3 separate regions of the Homo sapiens genome follow, and all the other regions are linked to region 1. Evidence: chromatin contacts called from ENCODE Hi-C or POLR2A ChIA-PET data. All regions are on one chromosome and are shown on one strand. The core of a region is the stretch at or near the end of the contact, and the rest is flanking DNA. Distances in the headings are between cores, read along the strand shown.

Evidence for each region. Hi-C counts contacts between places; a loop is a spot of excess contacts on that map. ChIA-PET counts read pairs that join two places held with the same protein, here RNA polymerase II (POLR2A). Pooled maps may share reads with other maps.
Region 2: a loop to region 1 is called in a pooled map, with 3 times the contacts of the local background. The contact joins the promoter of AP2B1 here to the enhancer-like site in region 1. A Hi-C loop is called at or near these places in 2 of 50 pooled maps. POLR2A ChIA-PET finds 5 or more read pairs at or near these places in 2 of 52 experiments (CD4-positive, alpha-beta memory T cell and MCF 10A).
Region 3: a map with no recorded cell type shows a loop between it and region 1 (5-fold over the local background). The contact joins the promoter of SNHG30 here to the enhancer-like site in region 1. A Hi-C loop is called at or near these places in 1 of 168 maps with a recorded cell type or tissue (IMR-90), 1 of 37 single-sample maps with no recorded cell type and 2 of 50 pooled maps. POLR2A ChIA-PET finds 5 or more read pairs at or near these places in 3 of 52 experiments (activated naive CD4-positive, alpha-beta T cell and activated naive CD8-positive, alpha-beta T cell).

What each region holds. Positions count from the first base shown.
Region 1 is chr17:35,458,896-35,462,038 of GRCh38, forward strand. It overlaps the pseudogene LOC100420061. Among named protein-coding and RNA genes, the nearest start is that of SLFN13, 12 kb to the left of the region's middle. RefSeq lists a silencer at 1,635-1,864. Within about 2 kb of position 1,601, at least 7 of the 41 ENCODE cell types and tissues checked have a DNase peak (open chromatin) inside an H3K27ac peak, as active enhancers do.
Region 2 is chr17:35,585,882-35,589,024 of GRCh38, forward strand. It overlaps AP2B1 (adaptor related protein complex 2 subunit beta 1), which reads left to right and starts at 1,441. Exons shown (of 22, transcript NM_001030006.2): 1 at 1,441-1,547. RefSeq lists enhancers at 1,248-1,417, 1,387-2,586, 1,848-1,957 and a silencer at 1,498-1,617.
Region 3 is chr17:35,566,417-35,569,559 of GRCh38, forward strand. SNHG30 (small nucleolar RNA host gene 30) reads left to right here and starts at 1,698. Exons shown (of 2, transcript NR_135479.1): 1 at 1,698-2,085. It also overlaps the pseudogene RPL39P32. RefSeq lists enhancers at 1,052-1,734, 1,435-1,564.

The sequences.
Region 1 (3,143 bases), core at 351-2,850:
GGGCTTATCTACCACCAATCTTTGAGGCTGCCGACTTTCAAATTTTGCAATGGTCTCAGCAGAAAATAAACAGTCCACAATTTAAACAGAACTCATAGCATTACAAAAGTTTACAGAACCCCTATGTTTTCATCATTTGTTTCTAACAACAAAGATTACAACGACAGAATTGAATGATCAGAATGTAAAAATATTTGTGCAAAACTGCATTAATTGTTCTTACTATCTAATAGGGGTAAAACTTAAGAACACACAATGACAATAATGAAGAAAAACTACATTAAAAGTAATTCTACTTTAGATTTCAAACATGAATTATATTATTACTAAACATTAAAAAAAAAAGTGGCACCATGAGAGCAGCAGGAGCAACAAATTATGCCAGCTAAGGAAAGCTGACACTGGAATATGCCAAAGTTAATCTCCACAATAGGTATCCATCTGAAAAGACTGGAAACAACCGTAGGGCCTAAAACTCACTTCAATTTATTTATTCTTGAATTTGTAGGTCTTAATTGAAGTATTTAAGAAAGTCTTTTCCCCTCCCTCTCAAGGAGTGTTTCTTGCTTTACTGTCAATCATTCGAAGAGTTGAATCATAGACTCTGGATTTACCAACACCAATCCATTTAACTGGAATTTGAAGCTCATCTTCAATAAATCGAACATAGTTTTGTGCATTAACAGGTAGTTCTTTAAATGCCCTTGCATTTGATATGTCTGTGTTCCATTCTCATGGAGTCTTATATTGAACTTCAACTTTAAGACTTCTTGATTTGCTGGAATATGAGGTATGATTTGACCATCTAACTTGTAAGCAACTCCAACTTTGATTTCCATAAACATGTCCAAAATATTCAACTTGGTAACTTCCAGCGCAGTAAATCCATTGATAATATGAGCATATTTGAGCAAAACGAGGTCCAACCAGCCACATCTTCTTTTCCTTCCAATAGTTACACCAAACTCTCTACCCTTTGTTTGTAATAATTCTCCAATTTCCTTGAGATTTTGTAATTCACCTTCAATGTCTATTTCCAAAGTGGGATGTATAGATTTGTATTGTTTAGCTGGAACTTTAAACATCTCAGAGAAGCCAACAAGGTCAGAAACAAGATCGCACATCCTAAGTCCACTCCGAGCAGCTTTGGAAGAATAAACTGGGCCAATGCCCTTTTTTGTTGTACCCAAATTTTTTCCTGCTTGTTCTTGTCTCTGTTGTTCCTGGACACCATCAGCGGCTTGATGAAAATCAAATACAATATGAGCTCTGTCAGATAAAATAAGCCTTTTTCCCAGCCTTCTAGTCCTTTTCCTTTTTGAACATTTTTCTCTGCTTCTTCAAACAATCCAGGTAGATGAATTACCACACCATTTCCATTGAATGCAGTAACATTTGGAATAATTATTCCACTGGGTAAGAGATGAAAATCATACTCCACAGAATGCACAACAACTGTATGGCCAGCATTATTTCCTCCCTGGCAGCGGCACATGGGGTCCTGCGCCAGTAGATCCGCCACCTCCCCTTTGCCTTCGTCGCCCCACTGCACACCGAGCACCACCGTCACCCAGTTTCCTCTGGGCCGCGCCCTGGGGCGGCCGCAATCGCCGCTGGGCAGGGAGGATGCCTCCAGGTAGTTCTTGGCGAACGCCGCAGCTCCGGTGACGCGAGGAGAGCCGGAAGGAGACGCGGCCGGCGAGAGGTGAGCGAACTGTATTGCTCTGCGGCCTCCAGCCACCTGCGGAGGAAGAGGGAGCCAGAGGCCGGCCCCGCCCCCGCCCCCGCCCCGCTGGGCTGCCACACTCCAGCCAATCCCTGCCCCGCTCTCCGCCACAACCCGCTCAAGTAGGGGGACTCTGACTGCCCCGCGCAGGTGGCCTGCCTTGGCAGCACCGCCCGCGGGAAGTGGCGGCCTGGCGCGCTACTCGGAGAAGGCCATAATTTAGCCTACCACACTAATATGTGCACTTAAATTTTACTCATCACTGAATCTCCTCACTCTCATTATCTATGTCTCACGAATTTTGATATGTTTTCATTTTCACTCGACTGCATTTTTAAAATTTACCCTGAGACAACCTCTTTGTCCTATGGATTACTTAGAAGTACGTTTTAACTTTCTAAGTGTTTGGAAATTTTCCTGTTACCTTTCTGCCATTGATTTGTAGTTTGGTTCCATTTTGGTCATAGAACACACTCTGAGTATAATTTCAATTCTTTAACATTTGTTTAGGTTTGTTTTATGGCTCAGGTTCTGGTCTATCTTGGTATATGTTCCATAGGCATTTGAGAAGAATATATGTTTTGCTGTTGTTGAGTAACATGTTGACTGGTGGTGTTAAGTTCTTCTATACCCTTGCAGATTTTCTTTAAGACGGGGTCTCGCTCTGTCACTGAGGCTGGAGTGCAGTGGCATGATCATAGTTCACTGCAACCTCATTTCCTGGACTCAAGCAAGCCTCCCACTTCAGCCTCTCAAGTAGCTAGAACTACAGGCATGCACCAACATGCCCCCCCAGAAATTTTTTTTAAGAATGGGGTCTTGCTGTGTTGTGCAGGCTGCTCTCAAATCTGCCTTATAGATTTTTTGGTCTACTTGTACTACGAGGTACAAGGGTGATGACGTCCCTAACTACAATTGTGAAGTCTACTTCTCCTTTCAGTGCTATCACTTTTTGTGTCACATATTTTGCAGCTCTGTTGTTTGATATACATACATGTAGATGGCCATATCTTCCTGGTTAACTGATCTTTTCATCATTAATATAATATCCCTATGCGTCTCTGGTAATTTTCTTTACTTTATCTGATATTTGTATAGCCGCACCTGCTCTCTTTTGTTTGCATAATATGTCTTTTTTTTTTTTTTTTTTTTTTTTTAGACGAAGCCTTGCTCTGTCACCCAGGCTGGAGTGCAGTGGCACAATCTTGGCTCACTGCAGTCTCAGCATCCCAGGTTCAAGTGATCCTCCCACCTCAGCCTCCCAAGTAGCTGAGATTACAGGCACCCACCACCAAGTCCACCTAATTTTTGTATTTTTAGTAGAGATGGGGGGGTTTCACCATGTTGGCCAGTCTGGTCTTGAACTCTTGGCCTCAACTGATCCACCACCTTGGCCTCCCAGAGTGCTGGAATTACA
Region 2 (3,143 bases), core at 191-2,690, 130 kb after region 1:
AAATAAAACTCTCACTATCCTGCAATAACCACTTTTAACGTTCTGCTGAATATCCAAGCTTTTTTTTTTTTTTTTTCTTTTGAGATGAGTCTGGCTTTGTTACTCAGGCTGGAGTGCAGTGGCGAGATCTGGGCTCATTGCAACCTCTACCTCCTGGGATCAAGCCATTCTCCTGCCTCAGCCGCCTGAGTAGCCGGGATTATAGGCGTGTGCCACCACCCCCAGCTAATTTTTGTTTTTTCAGTAGAGACAGGGTTTCACCACATTGGCCAGGCTGGTCTCAAACTCCCGACATCAGGTGATCCACCCACCTCAGCCTCCTAAAGGGCTGGGATTGCAGGTGTAAGCCACCACGCCTGGCCTATCCTAGCCTTTTTTTTCTATACATATATAGTCATACTGTATACTGTATTGTTTGGTGTCCTTTTTTTGCTTAACACTTTATGAATTTTCTGTCATAAAATATTCTATAACATTATGCAGCTATCTGATTTACCATAACTGTTTGCATTCTCTCACCTTATACCTGGCTTTCTAATTTCCCCTATTCCCCTATTTTAATAACAGAGGAAATAATAATACATGAGTATGTTATACAAAATTTTAATGTACTTCTGATCACTTTTTTAAGAATGAAGTTTTAAAATACTGAAACACTTTTTGACTCACAGAGTTCATAGGCAAAATGTGAGAAAAATCATCACTTTGCTCTCCATCCTTCCTTACACCCTGAAATTAACCTTAGGGACAGCTAGTTCATTTAACATCATCAATCTTGTTCTCCAGTTCCAGGTCCTGGAATCTAGCTCTTAGTGTCCGAAAGAAACTTACTTTTGTGTAAGCACACCTATTATATACTAGGCACTTTACCTAATTTATCTGGTTTAAACTTCACATGCCCGAGAGAGATACTATCATTGTCTTCATTTCACAGATAAGAAGGTTGATGAGACATTAACTGTCTCAGTCACATTCAGGGTAGGGATTCAAACTCACATCCAATGCCTCCTCAACCTCTTTTACGTGCAGCACTATCCTCTAGCCCCACTGCCCGTATATAGGCCTGGGCTATATCACCATTGTCCGCCCTTGAGCCTGGAAGGAAAATGAGCTGAGGGGTTTTGTTTTTTCAGAAAGGAACAGGATATTTCATCATCTCTATGTTTACGTTTTTCAGAGAATTTCTGTGCGAGGAAACAAATCCATTGTCAGCTTTTTAAAATATATCCCTTTGGAGTAGCCACTTAACATCCTCTGAGGCCCAGATGGGCTAGCTTGCCGGGACCAAAGGAAATCTTTGGGTCTGGAAGGCGACAAGAGATCACAGGCTTTCTAGGTCTACCGCGCACCCCGATGACGTCACGCGGCGACGTTCTCTGACGTCAGAGTTTCCTGCCCACCATCTTTGTCCCTGGCAAAGTGGGTTTTGCGCAGTGGCTTAGACCTAGAAAAGAATCGTGACGGGCAGGAAACCATTACACCACCACCTGGGCTGTGCTCTCCGGCTCCCGCCGCCACCCCCGCCCTCGCCTTCGCCTCCGCCTCCGGTGAGTTCAGGGCGGTTGCCTTTAGGGTGTGTCCCTAATTGACGGGGTCGGGGACGGAGAGAAGGGTAACACCAGGCTGGGTCGGAGACCGGCGGAGGCGAGGAAATCCTAAGAGCGTGACCGTTGATGATGCAGGGAACCGTCGGGTGTGACCATTGAGAGGGAAAAGGTTGGAGAAAGGGTCTCTACCATGATGCCTGTGGTGCGGTGAGGGAATCCTCGGGTGTGGCAGCAGGTAGTTGGGGGCAGGAGGGGAAGATGTGTTTCGGAATTGAGGGTTTAGGGGGACCAGAGGCCAGGGGTGTGGCTGATAGAGCCTGGAGGCCGTGGGGGGAACCGTCTTTCTTCCCCGCTCGGCGTCGTTCACTGAGAGGCTGAGACGTGTCCAGCAAGCCAAAGGGAAAAGGGATTCCCTCAAAGGTTTGCTCATTGATGGGCGAACGTCGTCTCTCGGGTAACTTGAGGGTAAGAGACAACCTCTTCCCTGCTCCGTAATGGAGGAGCATATCGCTAGAATCTTGACCACCTGGGGAAAGAAGAGGCATTCCTTACTCTTGGAGGAAGGAAAGAGTAACCTCCAGAATTGACCCGATGTAAGAGAGGGGGAAGCAAATGGGGGCAAATCTTAACCCAGCATCTTTTTTTTTTTTTTCTTTTTCTGGGCTCTGCAGTAATGGTCTGGTTTGGGAAAGGCTGTAGATTAAGCTGAAAGTAAAGAAACTGGAACGTCCTGTTATTTCCTTATCATTTGAATCCAAATCATTTGTTCATGCTGCTTGTTTTCAAGAGTAGTCTTCTATTGGAGGGGTGGGGTGGGGGGGGACAGGCCTTTATTGAACTCACGCGGATGCTTCATTAAACTTTTGACTTTTATTTTATTTTATTTTTGTATTTTTAGTGACAGGGTCTTACTGTGTAGCCCAGTCTGGTCTCGAACTCCTGGGCCCAAGCGATCCTCCCGCTTCGGCCTCCTAAAGTTTTGTGATTACAGGCGTGAGCCAGCGCGCCCAGCCAAACTTGACTTTTGAGAAGAAAAAATGTTTTGAAAACTGCCAAAGACTTATCATAACCATTGTGGTTTAAAAGAAAGTAAATGCATTAAGCTTAGAAAGGCAGAATGACTAAGAAAGAAGGTGGTCTCAATGAGAATCAATTTAAATGATTAGTTACCTTCCTTGTATACTTCAATTGCTTAGCCTCAGGGTACACTTACAAAGTAGTAATAGAAAGCAGCAGATGAAGGAGGTGCAGCTCTATAAGAAAACGTGTTAAGACATTCCAGTGATGACTAAGCGTGCTGGTAAGGTGAGAACTGTTTGCAGTATCTTAGCCGTTGAAACTTTCAAGGAAGCAGAAAGGATGATGTATAATGCAAACATCCTCACTAAAAGCTGGGTGGTAAAATCAATATAAATCTAATATTCTGACTGTGTATGAAGAAACTCAAGGAAGTCCAGTTCTTTCATTCTTTCTTTCCTTAAAAGATCCATATTTTGAAATACTAACTTTTTAGGCACAGGTTTGAACGAAGCTGAGCAAGGAATATATTAAATAGGGCACGTTCTCCTTTCTCTTGTCCTTTCTTTCCTTCTAGCC
Region 3 (3,143 bases), core at 448-2,947, 110 kb after region 1:
GATGATTTGTGAGCTGGAACCTGTAAGTAAGAAAGCAACAGGTTTCCCCCTCTCTTCCTTTCTCCGCCATCGTGGTATGTGCTTGACTCTGCTTCTTGCCATGTCTTCTCACAAGACGTTTAGGATTAAGCAATTCCTGGCCAAGAAACAAAAGCAAAATCGTCCCATTCCCCAGTGGATTCAGATAAAAATTGGTAATAAAATCAGGTACAACTCCAAAAGGAGACATTGGAGAAGAACCAAGCTGGGTCTATAAGGAATTGCACATGAGATGGCACACGTATTTATGATGTCTGAAGGTCACAATCACATTATCATATCAACCTGAAAATGTCACCACTATCTGGAGAGTTGGACATGTTTTATTGGGGACATATTTTTTCTCTCTGAATCTGTTATGAACGCTTTGGTTGGCTGAGTTCAGTAATAAATATGTGAGACCTTTCATTTCAAAAAAAAAAAAGAAAGCAAGCAAGCAACAGGTTGAGAGAAAGGGAGATGGATGGGAGAAAGATAAACCAGGTAGAGGAAATAGCACGCGCAAAGGCACATTGTCTTCACTGTCTAATCTCTCCAATCCTTAACGAACGAAAGAGGCCTTGAGTGGGTCTGGTACAGAAGACTCTCCATTTTACTTCTTCATGTCCTTTTACCCATTCCTGTCTAACATTCATCACAATCCTCATTCGCCTTTCATATGCCACTCCTCTATTTCCACTGCCAATCTAATTTAAGCTCCTATTAGCTCTCACCTGGACCATTGCAATAGCTTTCCCTCCTTTCGCTCTCTGCCCCCCACCAATCTAAACACAGTTGAGGCCGGGCACGGTGGCTCACGCCTGTAATCCCAGCACTGTGGGAGGCCGAGGCGGTAGGATCACCTGAGGTCAGGAGTTCAAGACCAGCCTGGCCAACACGTTGAAACCCCGTCTCTACAAAAGTACAAAAATTAGCCCGGCATGATGATGGGTGTCTGTAATACAGCTACTCGGGAGGCTGAGGCACGAGAACCGCTTGAACCTGGGAGGCGGAGGTTGCAGTGAGCCGAGATCGCGCCACTACACTGCAGCCTGGGCGACAGAGCGAAACTCCATCTCAGGAAAATAAATAAATAAATAAATAAATAAATAAATAAATAAATAAAATCAGCCGGGCGTGGTGACGCCTGCCTGTAATCCAAGCTGCTCAGAAGGCCGAAGCAGGAGAATAGCCTGAGCCTGGGAGGCGGAAGTGGCAGTGAGCCGAGATCGCGCCACTGCACTCCAGCCTGGGCGACTTGAGTGAGACCCTGTCACAAAAAAAAAAAAAAAAAAAACCCAAAACCATTTCTTCCCGCAATCCCAGGGCACACACACTATAATCCTGCCTCAAATGCTCATTCCCAGTTATGAAACAGGGTACAGGCAAAACCACTCTGCCTAACAGTCACCCCGACGGCCGACGGCGAGGAATTGTGGAGGGGGCGGGGGAGAATTGCTCAGAACTTGGAAAGCGACTGGTCTCTCAGGATAGAGACCGCGACGCAAAGAAGTGACGGAAAAGATGCGTCCGCCATCCCTTTTGCTCCACCCCTGACGTTGGCCTCGGCCTTCGATTGGCTGCTCCTCCCACCAGCCCCGCCTCAGGGGCGCCCACGTGACCCGATGGCCGCCGTGGGATTGGTTGTTCGGCGAGAGCCGCGCTAGGCTGTAAGACCTGAGCCGGGCGGAGAAGCAAAGGAGAGGGAAGCTGGAAGCACCTTTGGCCCGGGACAGAAATCTGGAGAGCTTGGCTACCTCCATCCTCCTCAGGCCGGAGCAGGCTTCCTGAGAGAGTCCAGGTCGTAGGAGTTTTACGACTTAGAAAAGCGGGCTGCAGATTCCTTCCTGGGTGTTTGGTTCAAGCCTTGGCTCCAGCCTCACTCTCAGTCTTCCCGGGAGTTCGTGGGATTTGGACCTTAGATTATTAGTATTATTTTGAGGGCCTCCTGTGTGTAAGCACTGGTTGTGCGCAGATGGCTGTGCAGAGGGCCATGAGGTAGAGGCTGGGGAAATGAGGGCTTGGAGGTGCTTGAGGTATGGTCTTTACCTACGTGAAATGTTGGAGGTAAGTCGGATTTATAACTTGTGTTGATGCTTTTATAATCTAGGAGCTTAGGGTTTAGTAGGAAGAGTCGCTCATTCAATGAATTAAACGCTCATTCCTATGTACTAGGCACCATTCCGAGTGCAGTGGCTACAAAGACTAGTAGAACATAGTCCTGGTTCTTTAGGAACTCTGTGATTGGGCAAGTGGGAGAGAGGGCGGAAAACGTGAACTGGTGAGTAGTTGGCGTGTGATGCGTGCCGTAGTGGAAGAAAGTGCTGTGAGAGTTAGAAGAGGGGGATGATTGAAGGAATTAAGGACATTTAACAGAAAGTGATATTTGAGTAAAGTTTATTTTTGTTTTGTTTTTTTTTTTTTTTTGAGACGGGAGTCTCGCTCTGCCTCCCAGGTTGGAGTCCAGTGGCGCTATCTCGGCTCACTGCAACCGCCGCCTCCCGGGTTCAAGCAGTTCTCAGCCTCAGCCTCCCAAGTAGCTGGGATTACAGGCGCACACCACCACGCCCGGCTAATTTTTGCGTTTTTAGTAGAGATGGGGTTTCACCATGTTGGCCAGGCTGGTCTTGAACTCCTGACCTCGTGATCCACCCGCCTCGGCCTCCCAAAGTGCTGGGATTACAGGCCAAAGCCACCGCTCCCGGCCTTGAGTAAAGTTTAAAAAGTATACTTAGGGTGGGTATTTATCCCTCCATGAAAGCGCCTTTTACTCAGCCAGCACAGAGCCATCCCTTTGCCCTTCCAGATGCCTGACTGGGACCTTGCTTATGGATGTGTGAGCTTTTAATCTCTGGCTGTAATCTTACCCACTTCAACCTAAACTTGGAATGATTACTCTTGACCCTTTTTTTGAGTGATAAGGCAAATCTCCCCACACCTGGGCATTTTAAAGTTATATACTGTATGTTTAAATATCCCCCTTAAAAAGCCTGAGCTATATAACAATCTAGATGTGTCTATCTTACTCTTTTCCCACAAACTAAGAATCCAAATAATGTTAAAAATCTTTAAAAAAAAAAAAAAAAGTATACTCAGGTTTTCTCCCCATCGAAAGGGGTGGAGAA